Linked DNA regions of Homo sapiens: region 1 is linked to region 2. A link is a contact called in ENCODE Hi-C data. All regions are on one chromosome and are shown on one strand. The core of a region is the stretch at or near the end of the contact, and the rest is flanking DNA. Distances in the headings are between cores, read along the strand shown. Region 1 holds the start of GNA13 (G protein subunit alpha 13). Region 2 holds the start of AKAP1-DT (AKAP1 divergent transcript).

The links. Hi-C counts contacts between places; a loop is a spot of excess contacts on that map. Pooled maps may share reads with other maps.
Region 1: a loop to region 2 is called in a map of CD4-positive, alpha-beta T cell, with 11 times the contacts of the local background. The contact joins the promoter of GNA13 here to the promoter of AKAP1-DT in region 2. A Hi-C loop is called at or near these places in 2 of 168 maps with a recorded cell type or tissue (CD4-positive, alpha-beta T cell and naive thymus-derived CD4-positive, alpha-beta T cell) and 4 of 50 pooled maps.

The regions. Positions count from the first base shown.
Region 1 is chr17:65,055,018-65,058,854 of GRCh38, reverse strand. GNA13 (G protein subunit alpha 13) reads left to right here and starts at 2,115. Exons shown (of 4, transcript NM_006572.6): 1 at 2,115-2,544. The coding sequence starts at 2,262. RefSeq lists silencers at 1,828-2,337, 2,618-2,877.
Region 2 is chr17:57,083,788-57,087,810 of GRCh38, reverse strand. AKAP1-DT (AKAP1 divergent transcript) reads left to right here and starts at 2,773. Exons shown (of 3, transcript NR_186437.1): 1 at 2,773-2,971. AKAP1 (A-kinase anchoring protein 1) reads right to left here and starts at 2,565. Exons shown (of 11, transcript NM_003488.4): 1 at 2,413-2,565. RefSeq lists silencers at 1,519-1,608, 1,889-2,188, 2,229-2,808 and enhancers at 1,487-1,989, 3,029-3,108.

The sequences.
Region 1 (3,837 bases), core at 866-3,365, 8.0 Mb before region 2:
CTTACACGCAGGGCTTTAAACAGCTTTCTCTGCTGCTCTGCATGTCACGACATGAACTGGCTGGGCAGGAATACCTTCCTGCCTCCTAGGCATTCTTGGTTTTCCATTATATTACACACACTTCTGAAAAAAGATGTTAACTACCTAACTTACAAGTTTCTCTCCTCTTTGTTGGAGTTCAGATTAGCACCTGGGGTCAATGCAGAAACAGTGCTCGGGGACAGGTTCTATGCCCCAATCCTGGGAGAGGCGAGTCCTTGCATGGTTAGAGAACAGGGCCTCCCAAACACTAGATGAGATGATGGAAAAATTCTCCATCCAGGGCAGGCTTTTACCATATATTTTGCCTGACAGCACTGCTCAGTGATTCTGACTCTTATCAATCCACAGATATTGGAGGTGAGCCTACTCTACTTGTATATTGTAGGTTGTCCACCCTCTGGGCTTGCCAGAGCCACAGGAGATAATCCTACTACAGGCATTGTTTACTGCAGCCAATCTACTGAGTCGAGGCTTCTCGGTCATTAACCCAACCCCAGGGAGTAACTGATTAGTACCGATTTTAAAATTTAAACCTGTTCGGGAGTTTCTTGGAATGCTGACCTCTTACCTCCGCTCCCTTATACATACGAAGTTTCTGAGCCACAGGAGCCCAAAGCTACGTTGCATTGCCCAAAACAGGGACAGACCAAAGTGGCTTTTTCCACTTGAAACTAAATACTAAGAATGAAGAGGTCGGCTCTCGGGGGTCCCGGTTAAGCAGTTTCTCTGCCAACCCACAGCTGTCACTTGTGGCTTGTCTCCTGGCCTCCTTTCAGGTGTCCTGGCCTGAATCTGCTGTTAGGACAGAAAAAAAGTCCCTGGACGGGTCATATCCTCTGTAATCTGGCAGGAAAGCTAAAATTTGCGTGCTCCCATTCCTCGTTGTGTTTGTGTATCTGCTTCCTTGTTGGGAAGAGCCTACATCACAGTGTCCGGTGTAGGGGATTTTCACCATGACCTCACCCTCCTGCTGCCACTCGCTAATTCCGGCGCGGCCAAGCGTCCCTGAAGTCACATCACAGCCCAGGTGGAATGCACGAGTGAGCCATTAAATGCCCCTGGTAGCACGTCTCAAGTGAACATCAACTCCAGTTCTTTCCCCTCACAGAGAGCCCTGGTAGGGGTCTGAAAATGCCAGAAAGAGCTGGAAGTGGGGGTGGACGACGTCTGGTTACCGTTCTGGGATTCGGAGACTAGAAGGTCAAGGGAGTCACTTTAAGAAAACACACCAGGCCTGGGCCTGGTGGCTCTGTCTGGAATCCCCGCACTGTGGGAGGCCGAGGCTAGAGGATCGCTTGAGCTCAGGAGTTCGAGACCAGCCTGGGCAACATAGGGGGGAGCCCCTGTATCTAAAAATAAATACAAAAAATTTAGCCGGGTATGATGGCACACGCCTGTACTCCCAGCTACTCGGGAGGCTGAGGCGGAAGGATGGCTTGAACCTGGGAGGCGGAGGTTGCAGTGAGTCGAGATCGAGCCAATGCACTCCAGCCTGGGCGACAGGGTGAGACTCCGTCTCAAAAGAGAAAAAATAAAATGAAATAAAGAAAATGCACCAAAGGCCTGCCAGGCTCACGCCGGCTGTTCTGTTCGAATAACTTTCGAGTCCGTGGCCTCGAAATGGGTCGGGTGGGCGGTGACAGCGGGCAGCGGGCGCGCAACGCGGGAGAAAGGGAGGCTAAGTGGGAGCCCAAAGAACCGCGTCCGGGACCTGGTCTCCGGCCTCCCGGCCTTGGGGAAGGAGCCCTTCTGCCCACAAGTGGGCTCAGGCCATGAAAGGGAAACAGAAAGTCGGGCTCCCCAGCCTGGCCCACGTGACCGCGGTTCCTCAGCCCTCCCCGCGCGCCCGGCCGCGGCTGCGGGCGCGGGCACCCGAGCGACACATCGAGCTCGTGACTCGCCGCCCAGGGCGGGAGGCGGAGAAGCGGCCGCGGCGTGCGAGCGCGCCTCCGGGAGGCAGCGGGAGCGCGCACGCTCCGGGGCCACCGCCCCTCCGGGGCCGGGCCCGCCCTCCTTCCCTCCCTCCCTCCCCCGCTGTCCTGGCCCGCCCTGCCCGGCCCGCCCTGCGAGTCAGTTCGCTGGTTCCCTCCCTCCCTGGGCGCGCTCGGGCCGCCGCCGCGCTCCCCGCCCTCGAGCCTCGGTGCCGGAGCCGCCCGCCGCCGGAGGAGGAGGTGGAGGGAGCCGGAGGGGCCCGCCGAGGCGGCGGCGGCGGCGGCAAGATGGCGGACTTCCTGCCGTCGCGGTCCGTGCTGTCCGTGTGCTTCCCCGGCTGCCTGCTGACGAGTGGCGAGGCCGAGCAGCAACGCAAGTCCAAGGAGATCGACAAATGCCTGTCTCGGGAAAAGACCTATGTGAAGCGGCTGGTGAAGATCCTGCTGCTGGGCGCGGGCGAGAGCGGCAAGTCCACCTTCCTGAAGCAGATGCGGATCATCCACGGGCAGGACTTCGACCAGCGCGCGCGCGAGGAGTTCCGCCCCACCATCTACAGCAACGTGATCAAAGGTGCCGGGCCGGGAATGGGGGCCGGGGGTTAAGGGCAGGGGGGCTGGGGCGGCGGCGGGTGCGGGGCGGGGCACCGCCCTGGTCCGCTGTGTCGCTGGCGAAGGAACGGGCCCGGCGGGCGGGCTGGCGGGAAGGGGGCGCGCCCCGGCAACTGGCCCTGCCCGCCCGGGGTGCCCTCGCGCCCCAGGGCGAGAGGATGCTCGGGGTCGCCCTGCTCTCCCGCTTGTCTCCCCGGTGGGCGTCACGGCCATTCCCCCACCCCCCACCGCGTCCTGGTCTCTCCCCCTGCGAGAGGGAAGTGGGGCGAGCTGGGTGCTGCCTCGGGGTGTGGGCAGACCTCTCCTGTCCTCCCCGCTGCGGATGAGGCAGGAACACCAATAGCAGCCCTAGCCGCTTCACCCCCATCCCCTGCTCGGGCGATGTGGGCCGAACCTCGCTACCCTGGCTGGGTGACCCGAGTCACATGGGGTCGCATGCGCTCCCAACTCCCTGCTTCCTTGGCCGTCTCCTAAGCAAGCGAGTTCTGGAACCGTCGCAATAAGGGAACTTTTTGCCCGAGACTTCTTGTCAAGGGCGTAGGGTGACAGCCTCCTTTTGGGCGAGAATATGAAACTTGAGGAGTGTCAGGTTGACTGTACTGGAATCAGGAGAGAGTGGACCCATACAGTTAGCATGAAAATGTAGCATCTGTGCTTTTTCGCCCCAGTGTCACGGTCAGGTAGGATGTTTGCGTGTGATTTCTGTGCAACACGTTCCACTCTCCTTTTCGCTAAGTAACTGGGGGCTGGCAGGAAGGGAGTACCACTGCTTCTATTTAGATGAAATGTAGTAGTAAGAAGACTGGCCTAAAAGTCATGTGGATCCTGTACAGATGGAGACAATGAATGAGTGTTGAGTTAGATAATTGGCTCGGCTCTTTATTGACAGTAGTTTTAAAATTAAACTTTGTTCTTAAGTGAAAAATAAACAAGTTGTTTATTTCTGGGCATTCAAAGAAATCGAAAAGATGGTTTTTATTTTGTCATTTGAAAGATAATTAACACTCGTTTCTGCGTGTCAAGTATGTTCTATAGAAAAGGCATTTTGGCAAAATTTAGGTGCAGCGCCTGGTAACTCAGGTGCATCTGGATTTTATTTTATCTGGGGAGCAGTTTAGGAGTTTGCTACAGATTGCAGGTCTTTTTAAGTGGGATTTTTGTTCAGGAAGTACATAAGGGACTTCTGCATGTCACCCCCCCGCCCCCTCCCCGCCAACCGCCTCCCGAGCTTCCAGCGTTTGGGTAAAGGAAAACT
Region 2 (4,023 bases), core at 1,524-4,023:
TGTTGCAGGCTGGGAGCAGGAGGCTAGCCAGCAAAGCTTAGGGAAACCAATTCGTTTTTCCTCCCAAACAAGCTTCTGGGTCAGAGGCTAAGGAGAGGGGTGCTTTTAATAGAATTCAAGTCACTCAAGTAATTCAAGAGAAACAAAGTCAGTCTCAGGGATTGTTCAGGGAGGAGAGGGGAAGAGCAATGCTTAAGCACCTATCACAGTCCCCAGTATCACAAATATGATCTCCATTTGTCTTTAGGACAGGAAAAGGGAATACTGTAGAGGCTAACACCAGCCTTCCCCTAAAATATGGCTGCAACCCAGCCTATGTCCAAAGCTCAAGAATAATTTGGGTTACCAGGCAGCAAGATAAATTGCTTTTAAATATTGATGTTCAGCAACCTTACACTGGAGACATATCGACTTCAGCACCTGAGCAGGCCACTTACAACAGACACCTCCACTGTCACCCTGCAGTGGCCAAGTGAGAATGCATTTCCTAGAAACAACTGGGAGATGGGAGAGATATTCCTACAAGGAACTAGACCTAGACACAAATCCATTAGACCTGTCTCACTCATTGGCTAGGATCTGTTACCTGCAAGTTCTGAGCCATCATCTGACAACATGCATGAAGACAGAGCCTATTAATCCAGTAATGGACTCAAGCTTTAGTGATTTGCATGCCTGTAGGATCCAGAGGACCTCCTCTAACCTAGGGCCATATTTCAAAGAGAATACACCCAAGAATTATGCAGAACCTACAAAACTAGTTAGAGGTTAAAGAAAAGTTCAACACAAGTCAAAAGGTTCCCAAAACATAACTTCACTTGCTTCCAGTGCTCAGGGTCTTAAATAATCAGCAGGTGAACCACTTCAATGCCAAGATCAGAGGAATTATATAAATGATCAAGTCAGGCAGCCTTCTTCATTTCAAAGATGTTCTGTACCTTTAAGAGCAAAGTGGATGGGTGGTGCTAAGAGTCCAAGCTTTGCTTTCTAAATAAAGAGTTAAAAAAAAAAAAGGTACTAATTTGGGAAGGACTTAGCAGTTACAAGAGCTTGTAAGGCTACTAGTTGCCAGAATTAATAGCTTTTTGTGAACGGTGTTCCTTGATCAGTAACTAACAGATACTGTTGCACCAGGTCCAGCAGCCTAGATTTCACTGGAGACAAATCTAAACACGAAGTAACGCGCACTACAGTAGGGGAAAGATACCCAGGTTAACCTCACTAATTGCCCTGCGCATACACCCTACCCAGCTTGAGAGGCCTCGACTCGCACCTGGAGCGAAGTCCACCGGGTTTGTGTTAACGGCGGCAGGAAGGCGCCGCCACCCAGGACATCCCCCAGGAGAGGAAGATCCCGAAACGCCCAGGGCTCCCATGCCGTTCCGAGTCGCCACAGCACCGCCTACCACGATCAGCACCTTTCTTCTCCTATCCCTCCCTGGAAGGGAAACAGGAAGACCTTCAGCTAGGGCACAAAAGAGTTGAACGCCAGAAAGCCCGCGTTCGAGGCATCCAGCCACTGCCTCTCCTAGCACATCGTAACCCCAAAACTGGCGCGGTCCCTCCAGATCGCAGACCCCGGGCCCTGGGCCGCAGGCGGGGCCGGACACGTGACCGTCGGGGCCCCCGGGCGTGAGGTCGGCAGACACCCCAGGCTGGACGGCCTCCACCCCTCCGGACACGCCTGCAGGGGCTACGAATGCAAATTCCCCCCGAGACGCCCCTGAGCCTCCGACCTCCAGACCCCAATTCGGTTCGAACGGTCCCTCAGCCCGAAACACGGTTGGATCACAACCGGCCGATGTCCCGGCCCATCTTCCCAGTTCCCCTGGCTCGCCGCACGGAACTCCCAGGGGCTGCGCCGGCGGGCGAGCCGAGGGTGAGAAGTTGGGCGAGGCTCCAGAAGTGAAGGGGCAGCTCCGGCTCAGACTGTGTACACACGACCTTTGAAAAGTAAACGCCCGCGGGGCTGGGCGACCTTGGGTGGGACGCGCTCGGGTCAGCCTCGCAGGCGGGTGTGCACGCTCCGGTTAAGTTGAGGTGCAGAGAGGCGACCCGGGCGTCGCGCCCTCGCCCCCCGCCCCCGAGGACAGTGACGCGCGTGGGGAGGACGGCGCGGCCGCAGAGCGCCGCCCAGAGCCGCGCACACGCGATCTGTCAGGAGCCCGCGGGCAGACAACCGGCGGGGAAGGACGAGAGGGGGCGCAGACGAGGGAGGGAAAGATGGGCCTGCCTGACAGCGCGCGGCGGCCGAGAGCCCCCAGGACACCTCTGCGTCCGGAGCGTCCCGCCCCCGGGGTACCTGGAGGGCGCGTCGCACCCTGCACCTGCACCTCAGGCTCCCCATCGCCCCGACCCCGCCGCCTTCGGGTCTCCGGCAGGGGGTCCCCGGCGCAGCTGCCCCCGACCTACCAGCTCCTCGGCTACCATCGGGGTGCGGGATGCGGAGTCCGCGCGCCGCCGCCGGCCCCCGGCTGTGCCCCGCGGCCCGGCCCGCAGCGCCGCGCTTCCGCAGCTCCCCCACGTGCTAGCCCAGGCGGGTGGAACACAGAGACATTAAATACTGAAGACGCGCGGCGACGTGCCCGCAGCGCGACGCAGGCCCCGCCCCTCGCCCTTGTGCCCGCGCGCTCCCGAGCCCGCCCCGCTCACCTGCGCGTGCGCGCCGCCGGCCGCTCCCGGCAGTGCCTCCGCCGCGCCTCTCCCAGCTGCGCCAGAGGGGGCGCGGTCTACAGCGCTGGGCTAACATCCCGCCGCCGCCCGGAGCCGGGTCTTGCTCGCGCTCTCGCGAGAGAGCCGTCATCTCTCCGGTGCCCGGGAGAGGGGCCGGGCGGGACGGTACAGCAACCGGAGGAACCTTGATTCCCTGCCCCGCAAGCCCAGCACCGGTTTTGCCGCCTTGTCTCGAAGGGTCAACCAGGCCATCTCCTGCCTCGGGACGGAGAGCGCCCTGGAAAAGGCGGAGGGGCCGGTGAGGAGCAGGGCTTCCCTCGCTTCGGGGCTTTGAGCTTCCCTGTGACCGTCATTTCCTTGTAGCGTATAATTGGGTTGGCCATTAATAATTGCTCGATAACTGCATAATGGTGAAACCTGGTACCACTCAAATGCAACTTTCTTGCTCGTTTTCACAAGTCGATGTTATCGAAATGAAGCACTTTTCTCTGAATTGGTGTGGGTTTTGGAATGATTTTTGCAGAGATAGTCACGGTGAGTCACTATCTCTGCCAGGACCTTGGGAAAATAAATTCCTCCAAAATAAATGGAGAGGGTAGGGTTTTGGCTGTCCAGCCCTGCTGTCATCCTTAAAACAAAGTGACTTTAAATGAACATTTGTTTGGCCAAAATATAGAAAATAGATCATGCTAAGAACTAACAATTACTTGGGAAAATGCTTAATCTTCACTAGTGATCAAATGCAAGTTTAAATGACAGATGCCATTTACTATACCTAATGAGATTTAAGTCAAATTCATATATATATGAATCCCAATTGCATGGTGTGGTAGATGTCAGGAAGGAAACAAATAGGAAACTGACATAGGAAAGAAAGAAAAAGAGCCCTATTTTTTATTTTTTTTTTTTTGTGAGACGGAGTCTTGCTCTGTCGCCCAGGCTGGAGTGCAGTGGCACGATCTCGGCTCACTGCAAGCTCCGCCTCCCAGGTTCACGCCATTCTCCTGCCTCAGCCTCCCGAGTAGCTGGGACTACAGGCGCCTGCCACCACGCCCGGCTAATTTTTTGTATTTTTAGTAGAGATGGGGTTTCACCGTGTTAGCTAGGATGGTTTCGATCTCCTGACGTCGTGATCCGCCCGCCTTGGCCTCCCAAAGTGCTGGGATTACAGGCGTGAGCCACCGCGCCCGGCCAAAAAGAGCCCAAATGTTTTAGGTCCTGTGGTCAGAAAAGGCCTAAAATGAAATTTAAACTGAGACCCATTGGATGAGAAGGAACCAGCCTTGCAAATTGTATACGGGCATAAGGGTTGGAGGAGTATTCCTAGCAGATGCACAACACAGGAAAAAG